Regions from separate parts of the Mus musculus genome. Here all the other regions are linked to region 6. A link is a loop called in an ENCODE intact Hi-C map of the cell type or tissue named here. Cell type or tissue: left cerebral cortex. All regions are shown on one strand.

What was found. Hi-C counts contacts between places; a loop is a spot of excess contacts. Peaks named below come from ENCODE experiments on the same cell type or tissue, not always from the same donor. Only the 100,000 strongest peaks of a DNase experiment are listed, where the experiment ranks them.
Region 1: it touches region 6 in a loop (2.7-fold over the local background); 2 of 42 quality-filtered maps call a loop at or near these places.
Region 2: a loop joins it to region 6, with 2.1 times the contacts of the local background. A loop is called at or near these places in 2 of 42 quality-filtered maps.
Region 3: it touches region 6 in a loop (2.6-fold over the local background); 2 of 42 quality-filtered maps call a loop at or near these places.
Region 4: a loop joins it to region 6, with 2.5 times the contacts of the local background. A loop is called at or near these places in 11 of 42 quality-filtered maps.
Region 5: it touches region 6 in a loop (3-fold over the local background); 5 of 42 quality-filtered maps call a loop at or near these places.
Region 7: it touches region 6 in a loop (2.1-fold over the local background); 2 of 42 quality-filtered maps call a loop at or near these places.

The regions. Positions count from the first base shown.
Region 1 is chr14:77,439,862-77,443,861 of GRCm38, forward strand. Enox1 (ecto-NOX disulfide-thiol exchanger 1) reads left to right here. Exons shown (of 19, transcript NM_172813.3): 5 at 1,897-2,038. Among named protein-coding and RNA genes, the nearest start is that of Gm6994, 65 kb to the right of the region's middle. In left cerebral cortex, a CTCF peak has its summit at 2,413 (motif pointing right); DNase peaks (open chromatin) are centred at 632, 1,126 and 1,882; H3K27ac peaks cover 219 bases.
Region 2 is chr14:77,223,331-77,227,330 of GRCm38, forward strand. The region is part of intron 1 of Enox1 (ecto-NOX disulfide-thiol exchanger 1); the gene reads left to right. Among named protein-coding and RNA genes, the nearest start is that of Enox1, 69 kb to the left of the region's middle. In left cerebral cortex, no CTCF peak of the experiment used is centred here; a DNase peak (open chromatin) is centred at 2,234; H3K27ac peaks cover 491 bases.
Region 3 is chr14:77,282,127-77,286,126 of GRCm38, forward strand. The region is part of intron 2 of Enox1 (ecto-NOX disulfide-thiol exchanger 1); the gene reads left to right. Among named protein-coding and RNA genes, the nearest start is that of Gm41217, 87 kb to the right of the region's middle. In left cerebral cortex, no CTCF peak of the experiment used is centred here; a DNase peak (open chromatin) is centred at 1,985; H3K27ac peaks cover 528 bases.
Region 4 is chr14:77,480,873-77,484,872 of GRCm38, forward strand. The region is part of intron 5 of Enox1 (ecto-NOX disulfide-thiol exchanger 1); the gene reads left to right. It overlaps Gm6994 (predicted gene 6994), which reads right to left. Exons shown (of 6, transcript NR_033141.1): 5 at 250-349. Among named protein-coding and RNA genes, the nearest start is that of Gm6994, 24 kb to the right of the region's middle. In left cerebral cortex, no CTCF peak of the experiment used is centred here; a DNase peak (open chromatin) is centred at 2,479.
Region 5 is chr14:77,575,938-77,579,937 of GRCm38, forward strand. It overlaps Enox1 (ecto-NOX disulfide-thiol exchanger 1), which reads left to right. Exons shown (of 19, transcript NM_172813.3): 8 at 1,675-1,848; 9 at 3,027-3,233. Among named protein-coding and RNA genes, the nearest start is that of Gm52115, 19 kb to the right of the region's middle. In left cerebral cortex, no CTCF peak of the experiment used is centred here; DNase peaks (open chromatin) are centred at 1,683, 2,112 and 2,578; H3K27ac peaks cover 786 bases.
Region 6 is chr14:77,157,867-77,161,866 of GRCm38, forward strand. All of the region lies in intron 1 of Enox1 (ecto-NOX disulfide-thiol exchanger 1), which reads left to right. Among named protein-coding and RNA genes, the nearest start is that of Enox1, 3.1 kb to the left of the region's middle. In left cerebral cortex, CTCF peaks have their summits at 1,704 and 1,923; DNase peaks (open chromatin) are centred at 793, 1,076, 1,440 and 1,681; H3K4me3 peaks cover 2,072 bases.
Region 7 is chr14:77,212,663-77,216,662 of GRCm38, forward strand. The region is part of intron 1 of Enox1 (ecto-NOX disulfide-thiol exchanger 1); the gene reads left to right. Among named protein-coding and RNA genes, the nearest start is that of Enox1, 58 kb to the left of the region's middle. In left cerebral cortex, no CTCF peak of the experiment used is centred here; DNase peaks (open chromatin) are centred at 2,088 and 2,405; H3K27ac peaks cover 1,531 bases.

The DNA.
Region 1 (4,000 bases), 280 kb after region 6:
AACCTCAAACCCTCTGAGGTTTTTGAGCAGGTATACCCTCAGTGATGTCTCTATACAGTCCATCGGCAGTGCCATTAGCCTTCAGCAGTGAGTTCGCACCTCTCCGTGTATGGAATGATCTTACTTAATGTTCAAAATGACCTTCCAGAAAAGGGTTGTGTGGGGGGAAATGATGAGACAGTTTGAGTTCCATGACCATGTTGGAACTTTCCAGAAAGTTGAACTCCTCATCACATTCTCATTAGTACCAACTTAGTTGTATTCCTCTGTGAGGCTTTGTTTTCAGGGGATGGGAGGAGAACAGTCTTACAATTTCCATATTTCTTGAGTTTTATGACTTACTAATTGACTCATTCATACGTTGGGGTTTTTTTGTTTGTTTGATTGGTTGGTTTGTAAGCAGACCCATGCATTTTACATTGAATTTGAATGCTAGAATGTATTTGAATGGTAATAAGAAAGAAAAAGGAGGTTAGTCACTATGGTCTGTTTATTTTGTATTTCTAGAACTTAGATTCTCTGTTCCCTCCCTCCCACTCGCTGCCAACTTCTTCCTTCTTTCTTGCACAGTTGAACTCACTCTGTTCTCCTTTCTTCCCCCACATAATAGCCTCGAACTTCAGACCCTGAAAACACTATCAACCATTTCCTGCTGTTCCTCCATTTGTGACTTATGATTCACTGCCGGATTTAAAATACAAAAATTTTAAAAGTTCTGTGAGGCGATCCTGGCTCTCTCCTTGTCTAGCCTTTCTAGGGCACCTCCAAAGTGTGGTGCAAATGAGATTAAAGTCCCGAGACTCAGACAAAAGGACATGACATTGTAGACTTGCACAATGAGTCCTGAGACACACTTAAGTGTATGTGGGTGGGTGGGGGTGGGGGAGGGCAGCTGGTGGGGAGCAAACTGTGAGGGTTCCAGAACCATGTTGCTAACTGAAGAGGAAAATAGAAATCCAGAGCCCTGTCAAACCTTACTTAGTCCTCTTGAGTCACTCAGGTGGTGGTAGCCTCTTCCCTACCACACTCAGGCAGCCTCCGAGGATGTAGACTCCATCCCCATCTGTGTCCGAAGAAGTAAGCCATGCGTCATATCATGAGACCCGCGGAAGCAAGAAGCCTGCACTGACGTTATTGGCATAGCAGAGCACACAAACTGCACTGTCACGCCAGGGAGCTACTTGGTTTCCAAGGAACTCTTTTTGTTTGCTTTAGGAGACAGAGCTGGAAGGGAAAGCCAGCATTGCTTGAGCCTGGTTGTCTGCTTCTTACAGGGCCTAACAGAATGAGACAATATTTGATATAAACCTAAAGCAAATTAGGAAACACAACTCCATAATTAATTTAGTAATATTTGGACTTGGTATCTTGGGAGGTCATGTGCCTCTCATCGGTTGTGTTTATGAAATAGTTTTCTAAATCTCATAGGCTACGAACTGAAATGTGAGCCAAAGCCCTTGGGTCTTAGTAGAAACAGTACTTAGCCCTGAGCTCAGCCATCCGCTTGTCTGCTTTTCTCCTCCTTGGGGTAGGGTGGATGTCCCCCAAACCTCCCCTCTATATGAAGGCCCTGCCCAGACCCATGCCTATAGGCGTGGGGGGTGTAGGCTCTTCCCAGATGCTCACAGCCTGCCCAGGGCTCTTCAGTCTGAGCCCTATGAGTCAAGGGGGGAAATGGAGAAGTAAAATTATCAAATATTCTCTGCTGTTTGCAGTTTCTAAATAAAATGTTGAAAGCTCCGTGTCTCAAGTCACCGCTTATGAATTAAATGATTTGGGTACAAAATCAATAGAAATTAATAAAAGCATACTGAATGTACTTTCAGAGCATAGAAACTGGGACTGGCAGTTGGTCCTGGAAGCGTTCCCTAACAGTGTGCCTTTCTTTGCTTCCAGAAGCATTTGGCATGTTGGAGCCATCCTGTCTTCCGTGGGACTTCCTTTGAACAGCTTCCATAAAACACTTCTCTGCATACATTGTTTCAATCAAGACCCGAAAGGACAGATATCCGTCTTCTTCTCCACAGGCTGTTTTAAGGTTTGTGTTATTTATTTCCATTTTTATTACAAAAGAGATTGTTAATTTCAAGGGATTTTTCTTTTAAAAAAAAATACACTGGTAATACATTTTAAAAGCAGCCCTGCAAGTAGATAATGCATGAGTTGTGAGCCTTTCATCTGACTGGGCAATAGACATGAATAAAGGGGAGCGTGCTGTGGTACATCTCATCTCATTCTCATCATCACGTGTCCTATGTGATGCCGTGAAGATGTTAGAGATAACGCAGGCTCCACATTGACTGTAACCTATGTTATTTCTAGGTTTACAAACTCTTTTTTTTAAAAAGATTTATTTATTATTATATGTAAGTACACTGTAGCTGTCTTCAGATGTGCCAGAAGAGGGCGTCAGATCTTATTACGGGATTACAAGTGGTTGTCACCATGTGGTTGCTGGGATTTGAACTCTGGACCTTCGGAAAAGCCGTCAGTGCTATTACCCATCTCGCCAGTCCGGTTTAGAAACTCTTAACTGAGTAGATTCCGGTAGATTATACTAGGTATGACCATATACCAGAGTTTGCTAAGTAATTTTAATCAGCTAGTATTCACAGATAAAAATGCACTTTGAAATATCAGAAATCAAAACTACATTAGTCAGTATTAACTAGTGTCATCACCAGGGCATATTTAAATGTGGAATCTCAGTGGACCAAGTGTCTTCATTCTGTTCTACCAGGAGGTTCTCACCTTATGTTTCTTGAATGATAAGGAATGCTTGTGTAAAAGAGTGTGTATGCATGTATGCACATGTGCATGCCTGAGTGTCATGTGTGTGTGTGTGTGTGTGTGTGTGTGTTAGCACTTTTGAAAAGCTAGCAATACTTTTGCCCAATCAGGTGCAAGGTTGCTAGCCGGGCACAGCTCTCATCTGGAAATATGTATGCCTTTCCAATAGCACCCAATAAAATACTTTTATTTTGAGGACACTGTTGGAAAACACTAGATTCAGTTCATGCATCTTTCATAGCTGGATGAAGCAGCAGAGGCCCAAAACACGGAGTGGACAGAAACTAAATGAAGAACAACCAAGGAGCCGCACACTAGTTCCTAGCATAACACATCTTTTTTTCCCAGAGGCATTTATTGTATTTCATGGGACTTTTATTCTGTCTAAGGTGACAAATGTCTTCTCCCTAATAGGCCTTTACTGTGTTTTACTTGTTTATTTCTTTGGTTTCTATTGAGAAATCCAAGCAAATTTTACTGCAATCCTGGGCTGAACTCCAGTTTCCCATCTCGTCATCCATTGTTGGGCATCTCCATTAGTTTGCAGAGCATGGCTGTGGGTATTTATTAAGGAGCTGGGGTTGATGGGAAGTTCTACCCCCATTTCCCACTCCAGTCCAGTCTGTGATCTGGTAGCTTGCTGGACCTCAATGATGATTGTATCCACAGACACAGACACACTTGGGCGGACATGAGCGCTCAGGGGTCACCTGAGTGCACCTCCCATCATCCACAAGCCAGGTTCTCCTTCACCTGTCTGCTTTTAAGCCCAAAGATGTGGTTTCCTTTTATGAGCCTGTGATTTTTAAAAGATGCAGAAAATGTGAAGTACAATTTTCAGTGCATGGATAACTTTATGTATATCATGAATGTGTTTTTTGAGAATTACAGCAGTTTGTCATCTTAACTTAAATTCTGTACCCACTAAAGAGCAACTCTGCATATGTATACATAGCTCCAGCCCCAACTGCAATTCAATCATTCGTAAATCTGATCCTTTCGGGTCCTGCCGTGAACCAAACTGTGGTCACTTGTCCTTCTGTGACCAGCTTGTTTTCCTTAGCAAAATTTCTTCCTTTGTAAGCAGAATAATATTAGTTTCTGGGCATATGTCACACTGTTAAAAAAAATGTATTGATTATTATAGTATGTGTACATGTGTCCATAATGGGTGTGAGGGTTGTACATCATTTCATGAGTCTGGACATCG
Region 2 (4,000 bases), 65 kb after region 6:
GGAATAAATTTCGTCTCTGCTAAAGTCATGATACAAATAAAGATTGTCTGTTCAATAGTACCAAGGTTCCACTGGTGTCTTCCAGAAGATTGTTCACGCAATTTAAAACCTTTTCCTTCTTCTGTTGTTGATGAGATGGGCTTGTTAACTGCCTTGCTATCTGCCTTAAAATCTGAGACTTAAGAAACTAAAATCCATCTGTGAATATATAAACACATTCTCATTTAGCAGTGGCTCTAATAAAAATCAAGATGCCTTCTATAAACAACTTGGCAGAAAGGAGTTCGGACATATAAACAATGGATGCTGTCTGTAATTACTCTTCTCTGTGCGGGGATGCACCTACCTGTCCTCACTCCTAGCAGCGTTGTAGACTCCAAACCCTAAGTACTCAAGATATGAACTGCATTTTTCATTTTTGAAATCTCTATATGCAAAGCCAGTAGCATTGGAAAGCTAATCTCCCTGTGTGCAGAGTAATTACAGCAAAGTAAATAATCTCCAGTGTTCGGATTCCCCTTGGAAATGGTCTAATATCTTATCTTTCAAAACTAGTTTTCAGTGCATCCAAAAGGCCTAAGAAATGTCCTTAGTATTCAGAAAAGGAGTAACCTGAAGAATAGTCTGGAGCCTCTCTCCAGCCACTGCTGTTGTCTGGGGATGTTTCCCTCAACCTATGAAAAACCAGCTCTCTGCTCCTTTTACTCAGCCTGGGGAGAGAGAGAGAGAGGTGGGGCGGGGGAGGACAGAGAGGGAGACAGAGAGACAGAGAGAGACAGAGACAGAGAGAGACAAAGAGAGAGACAGAGAAACATACAGAGAGATATATAGAGACACACAGAGAGAAATAGAGACAGAGAAACAGCCAGAGACAGAGAGACAGACAGGGAAAGACAGAGATAGAAAGAGATAGAAAGAGACAGAGAGGAGAGAGAGAGAGAGAGAGGGAGGGAGGGAGAGAGGGAGGGAGGGAGGGAGGGAGGGAGAGAGAGAGAGAGAGAGAGAGAGAGAGAGAGAGAGAGAGAGAGAAGGAGTCCTTTGTATAGCCCATACTCCAATTCAGACTATGTGAATTGAATCAGAAGTTACTGTGGGCACAGAAAATGATCTTTATGGCTTGTGAATCATTCTATAGAGAAAATTTCTTTTTCTCCAATCATTTCTATAACAAAACTCCAGTATTACATTAGGGGCCACCCAGCTTCCCACAACACGTTACATAGAACCCTTAATGACTGACCCCAAAGATGATTATGTCCTGGGATTCCTGTGCATGTGGGAGGGGTTAGGGTGGACACTATACACATGCACGAGTGGGCCAGAGGGCAAACATTGGGTGCCATTCTTCAGGGCACATCTACCTTGGGTGGTTTTTTTGTTTGTTTGGTTGGTTGTTTTTTTTTTTATTCTTATTCTTATTAACCAAGCCCTTTCACCAGGACACAAAGTTTACCAGTTAGACTGAGTGGATTGGTCAGTGAGCCCAGAAGATCTGACTGTGTCCATCTCCCAGGTCCTGGCTTTACAAACATGTGGTATTATGTCTAGCCTTTTACATGGATAATGGGGATCAAACTCAGGGTCCTTGTCTGCACAAAAAAATATCTTCCTCACTAAGCCATTTCCTCTGCAGCCACTTCATCAGAATTAATATATATATTATATATATATAATATGTGTAATATATATATTATATGTTTATTGATTGATTAGTTGATTGCATGTATGTGTTCACATGCATGCTTGTTGTTGATTGATTGTATGTATGTATATATGTCCACATGCATGCTTGCTGTGGTGCTCATGTCACGGTCAAAGGACAGCTTGTTGGAGTAGGTTCTCTCCTTTCATCATGTAGGTTCCTTGGATCAAACCCAAGGAGTCAGGTTTGGTGATAAATGCTTTCATTGGCTGAATCATCTCGCCGGGCCCTCTGCAGGGGTTTTTCAGCCTCCACGTGGTCTGTGATGTTTGTCCCAGTGTTCATATAGGTCGCAGGAGGAGCCATTTTGATGTTGCTACCCACACTCTATGGCAGCCAGTGCCTAGGCTGAATTCTTGCTTATTCATCTGAGATGTCGGATGCCAGGCCTCAAAGTACCAAAGCCAGCCTTGGCTGTCTCAGCTCGGAGGTTGTTTTTCTCACGGGCTCTGTATAAGTGTACGGCTGGAAGCTGTGCACTTCGCCTAACATTGGAACTAGAAGGAGAGCCTCTCAGCCTCTGTGACTCATGTTCTTTCCGTAGCAGGACTGTCAGGAGACGTGTTGTTTGGAACAAATACATCTTTCATGAAGTGTGCAGAAGGCTAGACATGCGCTGCTCACAGTTTTCAGCCTGTTGCAGATCGAGATGTGAAGAGTGAACAGTGTAGACCGCAGCATTCTATCTTTGATCATGGTGTTAAGATTTTTTTTTTTTTTGCTCTGACTTTTCCCTCAATAAAATAGGAGCAGAAAACAACTATTCATACCTACCATGTTTTATTTTTGTTACATCTTAGCATTTGGGGATTTTAAAAGACGCCTTTTTGAGAGCTGTGCACAGTTTGCACACTTCTGTAATCGCAGAATTCTCTAAGCGGAGTCAAGAGGGTTGCAAATGTGTGCTAAACAGTGAGTTCAAGACTGGTCAGGGCTACAAATACTCTGACTATTCAGACCTCCTTTCCCCCAAAATGATCCCTTTAAATAATTTGACTTAAATTGTGTGAATTTGAGGTCACACTATTTCCCATTCACCGACTTTCATGTCTTTAAATTGTTGGGATTTTTTTGATATTTTTTCTAATTTCACAAAGAACTATAGTCTTTGGAAATCTATGTTTCCATTTTTGTGTAATCAGTGTCATTAATAAAAGTTTTTAAATCTAGGTTAACTGCTACTTTTTGATGGTATTTATGTAGAAAGCATCATTCACAATGGTTGTGCAAAAGAACCTCAGACTAACAAGCAAAACCTTCTTTGTGACGGCACATCATTGTTAGATATACAGTTAACTGAAAACGTTAATGTAAACCAGTAAGGTCTAGGAGAGCCTGGTGGCTTCTCCCATTCTATTCTGTCCTGAGCTTCTCTTGTGCTCCAGTTACTCTGCCAATGGAGTGCTATTTGGAAATTTCCTCTTTCCCTCCCTCCTTCCCTTCCTTTCTTTCTTCTCCCTCCCTCCCCCTTCCTCCTTTCCTTTTTTCCTTCTTTCCTTCTCTCTCTCCCTCCCTCCCTCCCTCCCTTCTTTCCTTCCTTCCTTTTTCCTTCCTCCCTCTCCCCCTCCCCCTCTCTCCCTCCCCCTCTCTTTCTTTCCTCTCTTCTTTCTTACCCTTCTAGGTGTAAGTGTCTTAGAGATCCATCTTTGCCTTCCTCCACTCCACAGGCTCAATTCCTCTCAGTACTGAGACTCTCTTGAGAGGGCAGGAAGAACTTCCTTCATTGACACTTCATCTACAGTAGTATGTGGAACTCACACCAGCTGTCTTTCTATGCTGGTGCAGAGAAAGGGGTGGCTGGGTGAGCAACACCCAGCTATGATGGTTCCTCAGAGCCCAGCAACCTGTTCATCTTGATGTGAGTTAAATCCTCCCTGGGACCTCATTCCTTTGTACCACTTGGCCCTTGTTCTGGAGTAGACATTACTCAATTTCCAAATTAGTAGCAGGTGTTCTGCTCTGAGCTGCTTCACCTTTCTCAATGGAAATCCCTTCTGTCATGTGTCACGGGAAAATTTAAAGCGGTTGGATATAAGTATTAGGTAGGTAGGTAGGTTAAGCCGAAGTTTATGATGTCCCATAGAACATTGTAGCTGGACAGTTACCAGCCATCACGAGATTTACTCCTAGTGTTGGATCAGTTTTCCTAAATCTTGGCTCTGTCTCACTTGGTTTCCTTTGTAGCCCCAGTGGTGAGGGTATCCTGGTGGGGTAGGCCTTAAAACAGGCGTGTTTTCCTCTTCTTCCTTACCACTCTGAAGGCATCCGTTGGGAAATATGCTTCGTAAGCTCCTTTTG
Region 3 (4,000 bases), 120 kb after region 6:
AAACATGACAAATGGCTCTCAGGGTCAGTTCTTTTATAGCTTATGCATATACCACACAATAACAATAAAAACTCCAAGGCCTTTTGCATTTTATATCAGTATCTGTTCCTTGTTCAAAAAAGAATCTATTAATAGTCTGTTCTTCCATCTATCTATACATCTATACACTGCCTAGCATGTGCATATAAATTATGTGTGTGTGTGTGTGTGTGTCTATACCTATACACACAAGATTAAATTTGAGGGAACTATACGTCCAATCCTCAGTCTAGACCATAGTCAGGAAACTCTGGCAGAAGTTGGTGTTGCGTTGGGTTTGAACCCTGTAGAGGATGAAGGCTGCCTGTCCTGGGTTTCCATGTTTCAGTTCCGGGGCACAATTTCTTTGCCTCCTGGAAGCCCAGGTTTTGTATTTACTGCTTTCACTTGCTTTGACAGGGCTCATTCACATAGCCAGAGTTGGTTCCTCTCCCTAACCTCAACTGATTGCAGATGTTCGTAACATCAACAAAACACCCAGGGGCCCCAGAGATGGCTTGGCAGTTAGCAGCCCTTGCCACTCTTCCAGAGGACCAGAGTTCTGTTGGCAGCACCCATGTCGAAACTCAAACATCTGTAACTTTAGTTCCAGGGGCGCTGACACTCTTTTGGCTCCCGTCTCCACTCTATGCACAGAAAATGCAGGCTATATACCCATACACACAAAACAAACCAACAACCCCCCCGCCCAGCAACATGTAGCTTGCTGCCAGCCCCCAACACTCATCGAGCCTCGCTAAGTCAATGCACAGCCTTTGCAACCACACAGCCCTTAATTTCACTGTACAGACAGAGAAGAGCTGGCTGCATTTTGCCTGGCTCCTCAATGTTATCACCTTTACAGCAGAGATCTGATCCTTTCATTGACACGGGAGTGGCAGTTTTATCGATGCGCTATTTTTTCTGTCAGATCTTAACTAACAGAATAATATTTTTGAAAACCCGGACACTGAGAGCCTCTTTTCTCTGTCCCATGCGATGCCACTGGCTTCGTCTGCCTCATCTTACAAATTGATATGTCCATGGATTATGTGAAAATTGGGTTTTTGTTTGGTGACAGGTTCTTATGTGGCCCAGGCTGCCTTTGAATCCTGCCTGTAGCCAAGAATGACCTTGAGCTTTTGATGCTGTTGAGATGCAGTGGACAGAGTGTGAGGGACTGAAGCCAGGGGTGGGTGACCACTTTGCCAGCCGGGCTGCTATCCATTCCCAGCTTGGGTGATACGACTTTTCACAGATCCTAGGTTATGGACTTCCGGAGTTCTGCGGTGAGACCACTCGGCTGACTTTGTGACAGTCACATGGGATATGGGGAGTTAATATTTTCTGGGAAGAATTTTAATGTTAGAATTTACTGTCTTTTGCACATATAAATTTGAAACCTTAATGTTATGCTCTTCTGGTTATTTGCATTTAATATGCATGCAAATTCACAATGTATACTATGTGCTGAGAACATAATTTATAAATCGGTACTTTCCCTGGTTGTTAGCAATTTTGGCCGCTTTAAAAATTAATGCTTTGAAGAAATATATGTTTGCAAGTTTATTTGTAGTATCTTTAGTTTCCTGTGGAGGGGAATGTGTTATATGTTCTCTACAAGCAAGGCAGACCTCTGCTGCAATGCTTCCCATGTTTAAAAAGTTATGCACAAAGGGAAATGTTGAAAATGCTTTTATTTGTCTTTCCTGTAAATGGGTTTGGATTAAGTGTTAACCGAGGTTTGTTCCCACCACCAATGCTGAATAATATGTGTTCCTGAAGCATGACTGCAGTGTACAGCATCCTCTTACAACTAGGGGTGAGTCACTTCAGTGCTGAACACATTTTGAGTAAGAGAGGATGTATTCTACTTCTAAAAGGGAGAAGATACGTTCCCAAAATCATAGAGAGCAAGAGCCTCTCAGAGAGGGCTCTGGGACCTCTCAGGCTGCCTCTTAGCCATGTTGTCTTGGTAACGAAAACACAGCCATCCATCCTTTCCCCAGGCAGGGAGCTCCAGTCATCCTTGGTTCTGCAGTGACCTTTTCTCCGCCCCCTTCCAGTCTGTTTTGAGGATCTGCCATGCATCTCCAAGTCGACTTCAGATTTTTCTCTTCCCTAGACATCTTCAACCAACCCCCCAATTCTTTCCTTCCTTTTTCTGGTCATCAGAACCTTATCACTGGATGCCGGCTTCCCAACTTCTTGCCTCTTCCATCAGTTCACAGTAAGGTCTCCCAAGACCTTCCCATCAAGGATAGAAGTCGAGTCATTTCAGACCCTGGGGTCACTTTGTCTGAAAGGTACAGAGGCTCACCCTCACTGGTACCAGTCGGTTCTGGCATCCTAGGACAGAAGTTGTAAGTATCTTCTCTCTGACACAATGTCTTCATGACTTAGTTACCTTTGGCTTCCTTATCTGCCGGAAGACTTCCCACTCTGTATCTCTAAGTTACCTCCTCCTTCTCTCAAAATCACCACTCTTTAAGTGGTAATGAACCAAGGCTCTCAGCTGGCACATTCTGTTGGTGGCAGTATCACTACCACTATATGATCCTGAACTTTGTCTCTGTGTGAACCAACTACTAGTGGGTGCATGGGATGAGCTAAATTCAGTTACCCCGTGGGCAATGACTCAATATAGAGGAGAACTTCTGTAGTCATGCAGGCTGGTAAAGGGCAAGGGTCCTGAATTCATGCCTCTCTTCATCCTGTGAATGAGTATAGAGCAGAGATAATGAACCATGGGCAGCAAGATGTCTTCATTTTTCTCATTCATTTGTGGGCTCGGGAGGCTTATCAACGACGAGGTATTCTACAGGCCTTGACCTAGAGGATGCTTGACAGTCAAGACACGTCAAAGTTAAGTATCCTGCTGGTAAAGGAAAAGATCAAAAGAGAGAGCCCCTGTACTTGTTTAGAAACTGAGAAAGATATGGAATCCTGCTTTAGAATTATAGGACAGTTTGGGATGAATTTAATGTTAAGTACTGAGTGAAAATAACCTAATTATGAGATAACAACATTTAGACAAACTGTTCTGCAATGGTTTCTCTTCCTACTCTTTCCCTTGGCATGTTCCCTTCCTCCGACCTCTCTTCTCTTGGTATCCCTTTCTCCTGTCACCTCACCTCTTCTTTACAAAAACAAAATCAGCCAAAATAGTAGCCAATAAATGTAATGCTATTGTGATTGGCCCAGAGGTGCATTTCTTTCCTGCCTGGTAGGATGGTGGGTAACTCCAACCTCCGAGATCCAGGGTGCTGAGAGCATGGTACCCTTTTGTCGTAGACAGTTTAGGGGTATGAAAGTCAGACCCTGAGTCCCAGAACCTTGAGCCTGCTTTTTTTATTTTTTTTTTATTTGTGGACATATTCTGATCACTCCCATGGCTTAGTATTAACAAAGATGTTTGATCGATGGGGATGTGTTGGGGTGTCTGGCAGAATGCCAGAAGCGAGGCACTCTCCTGGAGGCTGAACTGAATCACAGAGTCTGGATGACAAGCAATCAGTGGGTCCTGATGCCTCATTTGCCCTAATTAGCACCCATTTATGCCACAGCCAACAATAAACACCCCCCCCCCCCAATCACACATGAAATAGGGCTGGGCAGACTTTGAGGCTCTAGGAAATATCCAGCCACTTCTTTAAGGCTTAAGGGCTAGGAAACGTTGTTGTTGTTGTTGTTTGTTCATTTGTTTTGGAGACAGGGTTTCTTTGTGTAGGCCTAGCTATCACTCTGTAGACTAGGCTAGCCTAGAATTCAGAGATCTGCTTGCCTCTGCCTCCTGAGTGCTGGGATTAAAGGTGTGTGCCACTTCCCCCAGCTCTAGAGCTAGGAGATTATAAAAATATTTTTTTAAGAGTTGTTCATAAAAAGAGTATGCTGCAGAAAAATTTGTGGCCTGGAATGCTAAAAATATTATTATTTGACCCTTTACAAACAATGAAGGTTGATTCCCATAAAGAACTTATCA
Region 4 (4,000 bases), 320 kb after region 6:
ATTTGCTTTGCAGACTTCAGACAATCAAAAGTGCTGATTTTCTAAACAGCACCCTACCCTTTTCACACTTTTGATCACCATGGTGCCCATGTCTGAAACCTCATTTTATTCTTTCTAAAGACCCTGACCTGCAGATGTTCACCTCTGTGCATCCTTCAAGAAAATCTAAACTCGCCATCACTGGCCCATTAATTGGTCCTCCCTCCGACGCTTCTGTTAACCAGTGTTTTAATTGATTCACATACTCACCTTCAACCAAGCTAGCTGCACCTCCCTTCTCTGGAGGAAGTGCTTGCTGGTACAGAACTTCAAATGGTGCTGGACAGAGCAGGTGTTTCCTCGGTGGGAGCTGGATGTGTGGGGACAGAATGAGTGAACAGGGTGGGGACAGAATGCATGAACAGGACCTGTGATTCCTGGATGATCCTCCATCCCTTTTAGAGCAATGCTTCACCGACGTGGTCCATCACTTGCTCTCGTTCTTCTAATGTGTGGAGATCACTCTCATAATTGATCATTTCCCCCGGCAAGTAAGTGGTCCTCTAAAACTGGCACCAATGCTTTAGAATTCTGTTGAGCTCATGTAGTTCATTTTGAACTACTGTTCAAATTGAAATCTATATTTTCACTGGGGAAGGACTTAAAGTATTTAGCCTACTGTCAAGTCACATTGGTGTAGGGGCCAGACACACTCAAGCTCTTTTTTTTTTTCCCCCTGAGTGCAGCTTCTGTAAATGAGGCCCTCAGGGCTTCCACTGTACCTCAGGCTGAAACCCCATACTTACTCTGTTGACTGTACCTTCCCAATGGAAGGGTGATTTCACTGCAGGGGACACTCACAGTGGGATTGACATCATAATAGTTTCAACCAAAAATGATCCTGTTTCCCCTTTGTTCCTCCTCTCAAAATGTGTGTGTATGTATGTATGTGTGTATGCATATATGTGTGTGAGTATGTGTGTGAGTGTGTGTATGTGAGTGTGTGTGTGTCATCCACGCATGTGCACTTGCGTGTATGCCTTAGATGTATAGATAGATATCCACAGAGGCTAGAAGAAACCTACCTCCTGAAGCTGGAGTTGCATGTAGTTTGAACCTCCTGGTGGGATTGCTGGGAACCAAACTCTAGCCCTCTGGGAAAGCAGAAAGTGCTCTTAACCAGTGAACCGTGTCTCCAGCCCTCAAACTATTTTTTAAAACATCTTATCTACCCATACTGCCTGCAATGTTCATTTCTGGATTTTGGAGCAACAACCCTACTGGACTTAGTTGTGCCTCACCTAAGTTGTTCCTCTGAGGACTCTGTCCACATCCCTATTTACTATCCCCTCCCTCCTCCATCCCCTCCCCACCGGCATCATTTCTGTCCACCAAGCATGCTTTTGGGGTCAGAATGCTACAGAGCAGCTCCTGTAAGGCAGTGACTTGTGTCTGGAATAACTCATTCTCTTGTCTTCTGTATATGGTTACTTTGTTCTGTAATTAAATGTTTATTTTCCATCCTCTCCTAAACTTAGTGGAGCTGGTTTGTGTTGCCATCACACGTGCTGCTCTGAACTTCCCAAACACATTTCATTAGGCTGTGCTTCGGGTCTGATTAGGAGCAACGCTGTCTGTCTTCTCTGTCGGGAACTCGAGCTTACACAGTACCTTTCCTCTAGGAGCCCTGTCACCCTCGTGTCATTGATGGGTTTTGCAGTTAGTCAATACAAAGTCTAGTAATATACTTTCTTTCCTGTCACCAAGGATCATATACACACCCCCGCCATTGCTGTCCCGATTTAATGAGAGTGCTATAAATCTGTCCCCCGTGACTTTATTTAAAGCTCTCTTAAAATATACCACAATATTTTGTGTATTGTTTTGGTCTCTTGGTTAATGAATTCTGAGATTCCTTCTCATGCTATAAAAGCTTGCTTTATTTTCCTTCTACAGTGATATTCTTTCCGCCATGAACAGTAAGCCCTAGGTTTAGCATTTCATGAGCTGGTAAGAGCGTGTTTATGTTGCCAAGACTCCCCTTATCTTTCTGAGCCATCTTCTCTAAAGAGGTTTACTTCAGTTTTCTGGTTGATAAACCACCATTTTTATATAAGAAAACATTGTATTTAGCATGCATGGATTAAAATCCCTTGACATTTTTCTGAAAGTAAAATTTTGAAGAGGAAAACAAGATTTTAAAGAATAAAAGTACCATTGTCGTTAGATACACGCAGTGAAAGTGGTCTCTGAGTAAACTTGCTAAAGGAAAATCCTCTCCCCGCCTCCACTGTGCCCCACCTCCACGGTGCCCCGCCTCCACGGTGCTCCGCCTCCACGGTGCCCCGCCTCCACGGTGCCCCACCTCCACGGTGCCCCACCTCCACGGTGCCCCGCCTCCACTGTGCCCCACCTCCACGGTGCCCCGCCTCCACTGTGCTCCGCCAGCTTCACACAGCCTGGTCCTGGTCCCTGGTCCCTGCCAGAGCTCCAGCCCACTTCCTCTGTCTCTTCCCACTAAGGACTCTTGCATCCTTTCAGAATTTGCCAGATTTTCCTGCTCTTGGCATCTTCCTTGTGCCACACATGAAAATAATGTTGTCCTCTCTCAGCCATGCACTTCTACAACAGATGCTTATCTTTCATATCAGGTATCTTAAGACCCATGACCAACCGCCTGTATTTTAAGACCCATTATTCTGTGCATGGAAGTAAAGGCTGACGAGTATGCAGGATTTAATTTCTTAATGACCGTTTTTTTTTTTTTTTAATCTGACAAAAGCCCTATAAGTGCCAACACCATGACTATTTTATGTCTTTTTTTTAATAGGATAAAATATACAGGAAGTTAATTTAGTTTAGTTTCTAATGAATTGGAAAACATTACCCTCCTATACTTTCAAGGTCTTGGTTTTAAAAAGAACTTAAAGTTGGTTGCTATGGGGGCATAAAGGACAATCGTCACAGGATATCACCAAAGAAGATGGCTTTTCACAGCCTCCTTTCTCAGTGGGCCTGGAAAGTGTGTGTGTTTGGGGGAAGGGAGGGGAGGCTATGCATATTGTGCTACAAAACAGGAGCCCAGATCACCAGCCCCTAAGCTGCCAATACCCACATGTCACTGTAATGCAGAGCGCTGGTGAAGTGGGTGCCCATCAAAGCCGCCAGGGACACCTGGGTTCTACTCTGCTCTACATTATAGACTTTTGGCCAGAACAGCACCCTCTGTTCCATCAGTTTCACATATTCAAATGAACATGAAGGAAAGCAACCAATGTTCTCTGGTAAGACAACACCATCCCCACCCACCAACCTGGTAGGGATTATGCTAAGTGCTTCTTGCCTCTTTATGCTTTGAGAACCAGCTGAAGGACCCAAATACAGAGATCCTTCCCACCCCAGGCTACCATGAATACAAAATGGGACATATAAGGAACACAGAACACTGGTTGTCAGAATGCCACTGTTCAATTCCATTAGTGGATACAAGTTTAATAATTTTACTACAGCTGTGTGGTCAAGAGATATGTTTACTTATTTATTTCTACATGTGCCTTTAAAGTACTCATTTTTTGTCTCATTGTATACAAATGGTGAAGTCCTTCTTTTAAAATATATTTCTTTCTGTCATATACTAGGTTGAACTATATGAAAGCGCTAATATTTGGCTAGCTTTTAAATCCACAGAAACAGCAATTTCACATGGCTCAGAGCAAATTTAACTATTAAAAATTAAAATAATGGTTTTCTGTTCCCTGTTAAATCCCACACCTTAGGGAATGCTGAAGTTAGAGAGGCAAGAATTGATCATGTAAGGTGCCTCAGAGAAGGTGGGCCTTGATGTGAGTCAGAAAGGAGGGAGGCGTGGAGAAGTAGTGGGTACACACAAGGCAGCAAATGTGAATACCAGCAGCCTGAAGGGAAGCTGTAGGGCCATGGCGAGCACTCCTGTCCCCTTTGATAAAAATTCTCAAATTCTGTATTAATTTCTGAAAAGCATGCTTCCACAGCCTGTAAGCAG
Region 5 (4,000 bases), 420 kb after region 6:
GCTGTTGGACTTGTCTAACCACTCAGCACAGCTAAGCAAAAAGTAAAGCCTACAGAGGGACAGACATCTCTGTACATGAGAACCCAACAGGACAGAAAGGTCAAAGGGCAAATACCTAAGAAGAGGCAGGGAAAGACAGGAGATAGAGAGGTAGTTTAAATTTTTCATTGCAGAATAGTAGAGGACCCCCAGGTCCTTCCTCAGTGTGACTGTCTGCTTATCTCAGAACTTTATCGTACCAGAGATAGCCTTGTTTTCTACAGAGAGAAAAAGCCCCAAGAGAGGGATCCCTTTGTCTTGGTACACAGTTTTGAAAATACACCTGTGGTTAGAAAGGGCTTACTTGATTTGTTTTTAATGATAGATACATCATAGCCATTTGTCACACACTAACTGATGCTTTAAAGTTTTAAAGTTTGTATAGGATTCTACCCTGTACTTTTATGAATTCAGTTTTTGTTGTGGCTGGTTTTGTTTGCTTGCTTGCTTGTTTAGATTTTGCCATAAATCAATTGGTCCTATTGTGTAAGCCTGGCGTATTGCACTTAACTGACATCTATGATATCACAGACGTCAAAAGTCATCTTATTTTTATTTCTGGCTGGGACTGCTCTGTCCCTGAGCCACAGATCCTCAGTACATCCATCAATCCATCTGCTCAGACATCTGGGTTGACTCCGGATGCTGGCTCACACTGCAGTGTGCATGGGGGTGCAGGTGTCTCCAGTCATTGCCTTTGGATATATACCGACTAACGGGATCACTGGGCCCATGAAAGTTCTGGTGTTTGCTGACTTACTTATAACAGCTGCACTTATTTACACAAGGACTCTCTTTTCTCTATTCTCACCACACTTATTATCCTTTTAAAGTCCCGGTATATCACCTTTGACATTATTTGCTTCATTGTCACACTTGGAAATCAATTCAGCATTTTATATGGAAAATCTATCCTCTTTGGCTCTGTTTAGTTTTGTGGTTGTTTTCGATACAAGGCATAAAAATTTTAGAAGGGTGGGCCAAATGTTTATTGATAGAGTAAAAGGAAGAAAGTGTGATTATATAATAGGATTGGGAAATATATACAGCTAATTTTACACCTGCATGCCTCTAACCCAGCCACAGCAATTATACCCACTCTTCCATGTCAGGCTCTCCCCTAGGAGAAACGGGCTAGGTGGGACCTGGGTGATCAGTACAGAGCATGTACATATAAAGTGAACTTCCCCAAACGTAGGTCACTTGGACCAGAAGGGACTTTTGATAAAAGTAGGCTGACAATTCGATTCTCAGGGCACTTCAATGCCAAATGTTCTTTCCACATTGTAAATCATAAGGCAGTGTAAACAATGCCCTAACATTGAGGAACAGAAAATTGCATTCCCGGTAATAGCTGAGCCTCATGGCGCATGGTTTCACACTTTAATATGCTGTGTTCTGTTCTGCCGCGCTAATATTTTAAGTAATATAACTTCCTTTTTGTAGAATTGTAGGTTCTACATTGTACACTTTCTCTCCTTTACCCTTCTAGAATAGCTTTCTGTAATTCTACATCGTATGCCAAGAGAAACTCCAGAGGAAGAGGAAATATAAAGTTAACCAGTCCGTGGGAGACAGTAACGCAAACAGAACCAACAATGTCTAACCAACGTGTTGTCTTGTATGCTTTCACAGACTCAATCTGCGTGCCGGGCTTCGATCCAGGCCTCAACATGATGACTGGAATCACCCCCATTAACCCGATGATACCCGGTCTGGGGCTGGTACCACCCCCACCCCCAACGGAAGTGGCTGTCGTCAAGGAAATAATCCACTGCAAAAGCTGTACTCTTTTCCCCCAAAATCCAAGTAAGTGGGAGGGAGAAGCAGCTGCCTGACATATTCCTTTTCCTTTGTAAATAGTATTGGGTTCATTTCCAGATGTGCGATGTGCTACCCAAGGCTGTGTCTCTACATTAGGACAGGTACACAAGGATGTGTCCATGCATTCAGCTGTCCAGCCACTGGATAAGTACCATGAAGCCAGTGAGCTCGGAGAGTTTATGTGTAACACTAAGAGTCTTTCCTGTGTGCAGCGAACTAGCATTTTCTGGAATGCCTCATGTGAAATCTGGCAGCTTCTCTCTCCACCTCCACAAACGGGAGAGAAAGTCTCAAGTGTGTTTTACTAGATAGAACCGTGAATTAATCTGGCAGGTGGCAATTTGGGGGAAAGGTGAGAGGCAGGAAGAACACGCATCTCAGAATTTCTGGGCTAAGTCACGTTCACTTGAAGGACCTATATATTTGATTAATTTAGCCTCTGATGCTAAGTTTATAGGCTTACATACCTGGAAATTTTTTTAAAAAAAATTCGTATTAATCAGTGTTGCCTACTTGAACTGGACTTCTCAGGAGATAGCTGTAGTAATCTACATACAAACTTGGCAAACTGTTGTGACAGCATACACTATCTTTTCACACAGCCTCCTCAAAATTTAATAGTGTGCTCATTTAAATGTGAATAATAACCAAGGCTTTTCCCAGACTCAGCATCTTTGCAGCCAGGTAAGTATTGTTGCATGCTCTCTCGTGGGCTGTGTTTCCCTCGTCCCACGATGCTGCCCCCTTTATCTGGCAAGAAGACAAAGCAGCAGCAAGCCAGGCCTTTTCATCATGTGTCATTTCATCGCGCTTTGTACTTGTGACGCTCTCTCCCTCCTCTTTTTCTTCTTCTGGGTGTCTGTGTATGAAAGAGAAATGAAATTATGCTAACACGTGTTATCTTTTTCCTGGACAAGCACAGCCACTCTGTGCAGAAATGAACATGAGAAATAAAGGGGGGGGGTTGACGGGGAGGGGAGAAGATCAGGAAACATGATGGGGGAGGGGAGGGAGGAGTAGCCATGGGGTTGGGGAGACATAACTTGCTATAAAAATGACTGTGTCTCAGTCTGGAGACAACTCTGCAAGTGGAACCTTTGCCCTGTGAACCTGGTAAAGAGCCGATCGATAAAAAGACAAAACTCTTCTCATTGTGATCTTAGATCTTCCACCTCCTTCCACAAGAGAACGACCTCCAGGGTGTAAGACTGTGTTTGTTGGAGGATTACCAGAAAATGCAACGGAAGAAATTATTCAAGAAGTCTTTGAGCAGTGTGGAGATATCACAGCCATCCGAAAGAGCAAGAAGAATTTCTGTCACATTCGCTTTGCCGAGGAATTCATGGTTGACAAAGCCATTTACCTCTCTGGTACCTTGCTTTAGTAAAAGGGGGTTTGCTCTCTATCCTGTCTTCTGTCTTCTGATGTTACTGTGAGCTCCTTCCCTTTTGCCTTAATACACACACAATAAGTCCTGGTAGCGTGGGGGCTGGGGAAGGAGGCATTCACCTTTCAGCTTGGCTGCCACGGGGCTCTTTGTTAAGCCTGTGCCTCTCTCCACAGGCAGGTTTGCCTACCATCTAGTCTCAAGGAATTCCACAGAGTTTCTAATTAATGTTCTCAAGTGCGTATTAGATGAAAAGCAATATTTTGAGTACTGAGGACCATTATTATTATTGGATGTAATCCTCTGGGGGGGAGTAAAGTACTCTCTCAGAATAATTTCAGTTTCTTAAAAGTGCATTTCCAATCTTCACCCCGGGGTGTGGGGGGGTGTGGGGGGAAGCAAGATCCCCTTCTTGCAGGGAATGTGTTCCTGGGCCTGTGACAGGCCCTCTGTCCTCACACACAGCTGCCTGCTCTACCATCATTATCCGGAGGACCAGGCTTTAGGAGAAGTTTACACATGTGAAAAGGAAGCCTAGTGCTGCCTTCAGCTTTCTGGGTTTCTATAGGAAAAGTCTGACTAGGTGCACGGAAGCCTCAGTCAAACCAAAGGACACCGAGGCTAATGTTACCGTGGTACTTTGGAAGTATTTAGTTTTAGGTTACCCTCCCTGCCCTTTGCTGCTCCTCCAGCGACATTAGTGCCATCTGCCACCCTGCAGACTGCCTACCTAACTCAGAGCAAAGGTAA
Region 6 (4,000 bases):
CCTCCTTGGAGGGGGTGGTTCTGGAGTGTTGTGGTTGTCATCCCGCAGCGAGCACATGGGGGAAGTGGGGTCGACAGGTGGGGAAACCCAGCTCTATGGCATACACATCCCAGTGTATGTAATCCGGCTAGTATCATTCCTTCAAATTGCACATTGTGCTTTACTCCCCCTTCCGCAGTCTTCCACTGTTATAACATTTTAAAAAATTTAAATTTTGTTGAGATTATGTTTGTTCAGTGGTAGTGGTTTTTAAAAGTAGCTTTAGGAGAATGCAGGAAACGAATGCACGAGAGGAGATTCATGGCAAACTGGGCTGCATGTTTGAGTTTGGTCCTTTGGAGGAAGTAGTGAAGGGTCATTAAGGGATCTGAAGAAGGTGAAGAAAGGAGAAGGGAAATGGATTGTTGGCAGAGACCCTGGTGCTTACGAACCCAAGGAAGGAGGTGGTGGGTCTTTTGTAGGTGGCGATGTGAAGAAGTCCCTGGGAGCTCTAGTGGGAGGCAGCTGCGGTCTGCTGAAGACTGCTCTCTGGAAAAGTAGTAATTTTGTCTAGTACTTAGGTTGTGATTAACACACTTTGCTTTTGTTTTGCTAGCGTTGCACTCTTGATAGGAGACTTATAGTAATAATGTCCGTGCACATAATGGATATTGATTATTCCGCTTTCTTGTGATATGCAGATTTGCAAATGGTAATGAATTTCATCCCTCTAGAGGGAAGCATTAGTTAAAGTGCTTCTGAAATATGGTGAGACAAGACGGATGGGCACTGTGTGAAGTCTAGAGACTGTCCTGACATTGTGTAGTGCCATTCCAGAAATACGTACAAATTACTTTTATTTCCCTTCATTTCTAAGCCTGATTGCCGCCGGCATTCTCGAGCTTTAATTCCTTCAGACTGTTTTGATGTCATGTCTGAACACTTTAAGGATATTGTCATTCTTATCTTTGTAACCTTGTCAATGCAAAGCAAGTGGCAAGGGATGCAGGATAATGTTGACAACTTTATATTGAGCACACTGTGTGTTATTTTATTTGTAAGCTGGTGGAATGTGCAAAAGGAACATAGCATGGCTGTAACTACCCAGGGACCCATATCCAAACAAAGTGGAGAGTCACGTGAGGCTATTCCAGGGAGTGCAATTCAATTCTTTTTAAGATGAATAAATTTTAAAGATTCCTATGTGTAAATGGTAACACTAGTTGAAAGGTCTTTTAACACACTTATGGTCTGGTAGCACATATTAAGTTAAATGGCTTATTTAATATGTGAGATGGTTCAAAGGAGATGACAAAGCCTCCCAATCTTCTATTATATAAGTAGGAAGAAGAGCTTTGCTCTCTGGAAGGCTTCCTAATCAAGGAACAGGGTTTGACACATCTGACACCTCTGAAGTCGTTGCTGTTGCTGAGAAAATGATTCTGACTGTGTTTTTATTTCTCTAGTTCATGCTCTGGTTTTCCCACATGGATTTAGATGCTGGCTGCAGGCCTACGAAATGTATATGTGTGTAGACTGGAAAAGAATGTGTGCAATAGCACAAACATATATGGGTATGTGCAAAATATATATTTATGTCTGCACACAGTTATAAACTGGATGCATATGATTTAGGGTACCTGCAGCGTATTTATATTCATATATATATTCTTGTCGGCCTCGGAAATTTTGCTCATCTCTTCTTGTCCGAAAGGTGGCCCTGTTTTAAACTGTAAAAGCATTATCACCAGTAGAATTGGCCAATAGATCACAGAAACAGACAATAGTATTTTGTTGCCTGGCAACCACCTACTGTGAATGAAAAACAGAGCAGTGACAGCTGCATGCACATCCTGGTCCCCAGCCCATGGTCCCCAGCCCATGGTCCTCAGCCCAGGCATCGAAGCCCTCCACTTGACATACATCTGCAAGTTTCACTTCAGACAGGCAAACCTGTCTCTTTAAAAAAAAATGTTAGTAACACAATTTTGAATTTTTTGGTTGTAATAAGAACTGTGTGGTGATTGTTGAGGAAATGAAGCGCTCATTTCTATTGCCCCTTTTAAAGCCTGGTGTAAACAGAAAAACCAGAGTGGGAGGGAGGTTTCTAACCTTCACAGAAGCCATTAAGCATCCCGAGCACACACTGACTACCGTTAGGTGCTCTTAGGATGTTATAAAAGCTTGAGTTAGCTCTGTGATACCTAAGTAGAGGGCAGCCTTTTACTGCTAAAAGCCAAGTCGAGAGTGATGCTTTCCAGCTTAACTATTTAATTCCAAGCATTCCGGAGGCACGGGAGGGATACAGCAGCCTGGTGACAGCCCATAGGACCGCTTCCCTGGGATACCCTGGGATGGAATTCCTTGGTGACTGTCTCCTACTTTCTCCTCCACATTATTCTCTCTTCGTTCCCTTTTTCCCCCATTGGAACTTGTAGCTGGGATTGAATCAGGATACTTTGAAAGTACATAGTAATTACAAGTGAAGATCAATACGGACATACTAGGCTAGAGTGTGGACTGAGGTGTGCTGCACACAGTTTATTTTGCATTCGGCCCCATGAACCCACCTCCTTCCCGCCACCTGCAAGCTCTGTGCCTTGCTAGCTGTTTATAGTTTAGAACAATCTTTAATACTCTCTTATTCCGTGTGAGTGTCTTTGTGTGCGTACATGCATGTGCGTGTGCATGTGTGTGTGTGTGTGTGTGTGTGTGTAGGCTGCACCTTTGTGTGTACAGAGTCATTCTCTTGCACAGTGGTTGGATGTTGTTTCATTTACCTAAAAACTCTCTACTTCATTTTCTGAAGCAGGGTCTCTTGCTGGACTCAGGCTTGTTGATTAGGCTACCTAGGCTGGCCAGAGAGCCCAAGTCCCAGGGGTACACTTGTCTCTGCATCCCCAGTGTTAGGATTACAAGGACACACCATTTAAAAAGATTAAAAATTTTATATGTGTGTGTGTGTGTTTACAACAAATTCAGGTCTTTATGCTTGTTCAGCAAGTAAAGTACCGACTGTATTATCTCGACACTGGCATTTTTTGACAGTGGCGAGATTCAAGACTGTGTTGGTCAGTTTGTCTCTCTACAAGAGTTCAGATATTACAGGTAGCAGATGGATGACAGGAGCTTCCTTTCCTGCATCATAAGTGATCTAGGGTCTTTGGTGAAGGTGGAACCGATTGCAGTGTATCATATTCATGTCACAGTTCTAGCAAAGCCATCTTTCCAGGGGTTCTATGTGCTGGTGGAGGGCAAGTCTCTTCAGTTGTAATCTAGATTGTTACTGAACTCAAAAACTGATCGCGAACATACTATCGGTGCAAACTTAGTCCACTTAAGCATTTCTACTAACTTAGGAAATATATCGTACACGTGACGCGTTTTGAGGTTCTTCATGCGTGTAAAGAATCAGTATTCCCTTTGCCTGTGGCCGATGAGCACAGTAAGCCTTTGAGATACAGCACCTTCCGTGAGGGACCAAAGCGGACTGCTCGGGGGAGCGATGAAGTGACAGTCCTAAGTGCCACTGAAGAGGCATTTTTACCAGAAACGATGCACTTTCGCAGATTTGGAGGGGGATAAATTGATTTGCAGTGTGTTTAACCTAGCTTTCGAAGCCTGTTATTAATTTGTTCTAGCCAGAAAGATTTTCAAACAGAATAATAGCTTGGCAGATTTCGAGTGAACTTCACTGATACAAAACATTTTCCATTGTCTGAGCATAGCTTGTCCAGGGCATGTACTTGTTTGGGGACTTGAGAGATTAATCTGAATTTCAAGGTTATTTTAAGGGGGGAAAAAGTCTGAACCATTTCTAAATGCATTTGCATTGTGATGCTAAATATTTGATAGCCATACATTTGATCTGCTGGAATCTTGGGATTTCCTTTCCTTCTCCTCTTTCCTCACATAAGATAATGTGTTCATAGACTCAAAGAGACGCTATATGTCACTTTACGCCTCTTTCTGTTGCTCTTTCTATCCTTGTGATAGAATACTGTTAGAGCCAGTTGCCTAT
Region 7 (4,000 bases), 55 kb after region 6:
CTAACACAGATGACATGAGAGCAGGAAGGACTCCTTTTGTTTGTAAAAGAACCAGCAAGTCAGGGAACAGGGGAATCAGGCAGAGTAACTGGGATTAATAATAACTAAGTTTAATGAGATGTGTGAAATTATCCCAATAAAACCCATTACTTTGTCTGCTACTTGAATAAAACTGAGAACAGTAGCGTCAGTTTTCTGTAGGTATGCTATGTGCTGCTGCCCCACTTGCAGTGAGCCAAAGCACTTATGCTAACTAAACAGTATAGGAATATTTCTTGTATGGGACTAAGGAGAAGCTAACTAAGTGTATGAAAGTTGCATGCGAGGCATGGGGAGGGCTCTCTTGAGAGCAGAGGTAAGACTAAGCTGTGGAAGGACAGACAGACAGAAGGAAGAAGGGCAAATTGGTTAACTATAAATTGGAAAGATACCACCTTCTTGAGGTTCCTTTTAGTCTGTAGTTAAATCCCCTCCCAGTTCTCTTGCTGGAATCCATTACGGAGGCATTCCTTACCACTTCTCCTCCGATCTGCATTTTTCTTCTTTGCGTCTCTCACATCCCCACTGTTGCTCTTGTCCAGGCAATGCAGAAAGACACAAAGAGGTCCTTGTGCGTGGTGCATATACATCCATAGAGTGTTTCATCTTTGTGGTATGATCCCACTGCCAGGGAGCGAGGAATGCCCAGGGGTTGGGGAACTCCCTCCCTTCCTGTCAGTGCTGGAAGCATCAATGGAACAGATGCCAAGGAGCAGGCAAGGCACCTCGCTAATCAGAGGTGGGCACGTGGAGGAGGCCAGGCCTGCTGCAACAAGCACTCTAGGCTGCCCATGGGCGCCAACAGGGGCCAGTCCTGTTTTTCAGCTGCCTGCGCTTCCTCTCAGCCTTTGCACACATTTGATTTATTTAATTGAAAGGAACTGATGGAGAAGCAAAATAGACAGTTCCATCTGGGCAGTAACAAAAGAAACATGAAAAATGGACCCCAGGAATATTTTCCTGGTGTTCACAACATTATTTAAAAGATCTAATGTGATGCCATGTATGATTTATGTGGTGTGGGTGTTTTCTGACTGTGTTTGAAGCAGATAGGTATTAGAGTGTAATATATTACGTTGTTTCAAGTATCAAAACTGCTCCGGTGATGGGAAGAGATAAGGTGTTGTAGTGCTGATCAGATAGCCCAGAATAACTGTCTTCAGTAGTAGAGCTTATATTGGGACATTTTTATCCTAATGAAATATTCAGGATTCTCACTTTCTACCTCCTGTAGCTTGAGGGTTTCATCTTATTCATTTCTCATCCTCTCTTCCTCTCTCTCTCTCTCTCTCTCTCTCTCTCTCTCTCTCTCTCTCTCTCTCCCCCCCCCTCTGTCTCTCTTAGTCTTTCTCCCTCTCCCTCTCCCCCTCCCCCTTCCCCTCTCCCTCTCCCTCTCCCTCTCCCTTTCCCTCTCCCTCTCCCTCTCCCTCCTCCTCCCCCTCTCTGTTTCTCAAGGTATCTATATAGGTCCTTGTATACCATCACCAATGTGAAGGAGAGGCACAGCCAGACAGTCTGGGGTCCCATTTGTAGCTATGATGTCATTTCCTTTTTAATTTTAAGTATCTTCAGTGTCTCTTACTTCTTTTCCCTGACTCTCTACTATGGGGGGGGGGGGGGGAATGTGCTTCCAAGGCACCTGTGCTCAAGGAGTACTTTGTTGAGTAAAAGATTATGAGTTTAAAGCGCTTTTAGGAACAACCGAGACGCCTGTCTTCCTGTTCTTAATTTTCAGTTGGAATTTCTGATGATATCATCTTGGAGCAATCCAGACAGGGAGTGTGCGCTACACTTCCGAAGCTCCCAAGTAAGCTTTTAGAGACTGGAAACATTTTAATGATCATTGCAACTTTGCTTGCACGGATCTTGCTTCGAGTTGTGCTCTGGGCTTCAGTGCTAGAGAAGTGAACAGTAGCCCATCGAGAGGTACTTACACACCCGCTACACTTCACAGTGCCCAAATGTGGCTTTCCTAGATGGAACATCAAGATGTTCCCATATAAAAAGCCACATAACATGTCTTCCTACAGGATGAAGATGCTGCTGCCTGACAGGCCTGTCTCCCCTATAGCTTGCCAAGGTAGGGGCTGAGTTACAGGTTCAGTGATCCTTGTTGGAGACATAGGTCAGGAGCCTAGATTCCTTCCTGTGGAGGAGCAGATGGGGGAAAAGTTGGCAGCTCATACTCTATGGGGAAAAGCCAGCTAAATACCCTTCCCTCCTTGCCTTTTTAAAGGTTCCCTTTTATAGTGATGTCATCGTCCTGGACAGACACAGCGTGTCTTTTAGGTTTCCTCGTGGTCCAGATGGATGCTGCCTTGTTTGTGTGAAAAGGAGGATGCTATTTGGGGAGTGCTTCACATTCAGACTGGGATTTGTAATCATTCTCGTTTCTTTTTAGCATTTGGGTGAAATATGCCCAGTTTCTCCGAGTCTTGGAATTTGAACTGAATTCAGTAGAAGGGACAGGCTTTTGAAATCATGGACAAATGAATATTCTTCAATGCCCTCAGTAGCTAGAACAGCGAGGGATGTTCCCTACCCTGGTGGATTTGTTGTATGTGTACGTGGGTACAAGATGGTGTACGTGAAGTGCCTCTCACAGTGTCTGGAACTTAAGAAGCACCAAATACCATCTGCTACCAATGTTACTATTGCTACGTCACGTCCAGTCTTTATCTGCTGTTACATATTCCTTCAAGCTACGTTTCTTCGGTATGTTTTCATTATCTCCAGGGACAGACAGTTTATTATATTCCTAGACAGGTCTGTATTTGCTTCTTTGGAAATTCTTTTTCATGTTGGTTTTTCTTTCTTATTATTACTTTCTTTCATTAGCCACTAGGGTTTTAAGAATTCAAGACGAGGTCTCAACTCACGATGTAGTCCTGGGTGGCTTGGAAATCATAGTGGCCTTCACTGCCTCTGCAGTGCTGGGATTAGAATACTTATTACAATACATTCCATTCCCATGCCCAGGTCCCTACTGTGCCCTCCCAGAGCACCACTGAGTACTTCCCCAGCTCGGCAGACATTGCATTCTGTGTGTGTATGTGTGCACATGTGCGCACATATGTTGACAGAGGCTGAGCTGGGTGTTTTCCTCATTCCTTCTTCATGGTATCTGCTGAGACAGTCTCTCACTAGGCCCCAGAGATCAGTGACTCAGCTAGACTGGCTAGCCAATGACTCCCAGAGATCCTCCTGTCTCTGCCTCCCCCAGCACTGGCATTAACGATATGTGTTGCCATGATGCCTAGCCCTTATGAGGGTACTGGGTATTGAACTCGGGTCCTCAGTTTTGCATAGCAAGCGCCTTCCCAGATGAACTATCTCCCCAGCCTACCCTACATTCATCTTAAACTTAAGTCTGCCCTGTCTGTGACAGACACTGAACTCCCAGTACTTGTCATCTGTGTTTCTCTTGGGATTTTCTTAACTCTCGAAGGTCATGCCATAGATGAGGTCATCCCTCATCTAGCTAATCTTCTAGAGATACCTGGTTAGCATTTTAAACATTAACACTTACATAGAGCAAGTGTATTTCCAAATTGGCTTTTATCCCCACCCTCTTTTATAATATTTCATTATCCATATTTTCCAAAAGTGAAAACTGAGACTTACCAGCACCAATTCCCTCCTGTTGGGTCACATAGCTAACAAGCTGCTGACCCAGTTTTGAACCAACTACCTTCTGATGGGCTCTTGTCTATGTACCCGTCTAAATGCAGCCCTATAGCTATGGTATATCTACCATGGAGCAGAAAAAGGGACAGTTGTTTTCTTGGCTTCTAAATCTTTAGGTATTTATTGTACCTTTCCATAGCTAATAAATACTTGCTGAAAATTGAGCGAGCACAAAATGACACCATGTGCTATAGTCTACATAGATCTGTTCTTGAACTGTCTAGTGGCAGGCTCACTAGTGCATTTGCTGGGTCTGAAACTATGGGACCCTTCA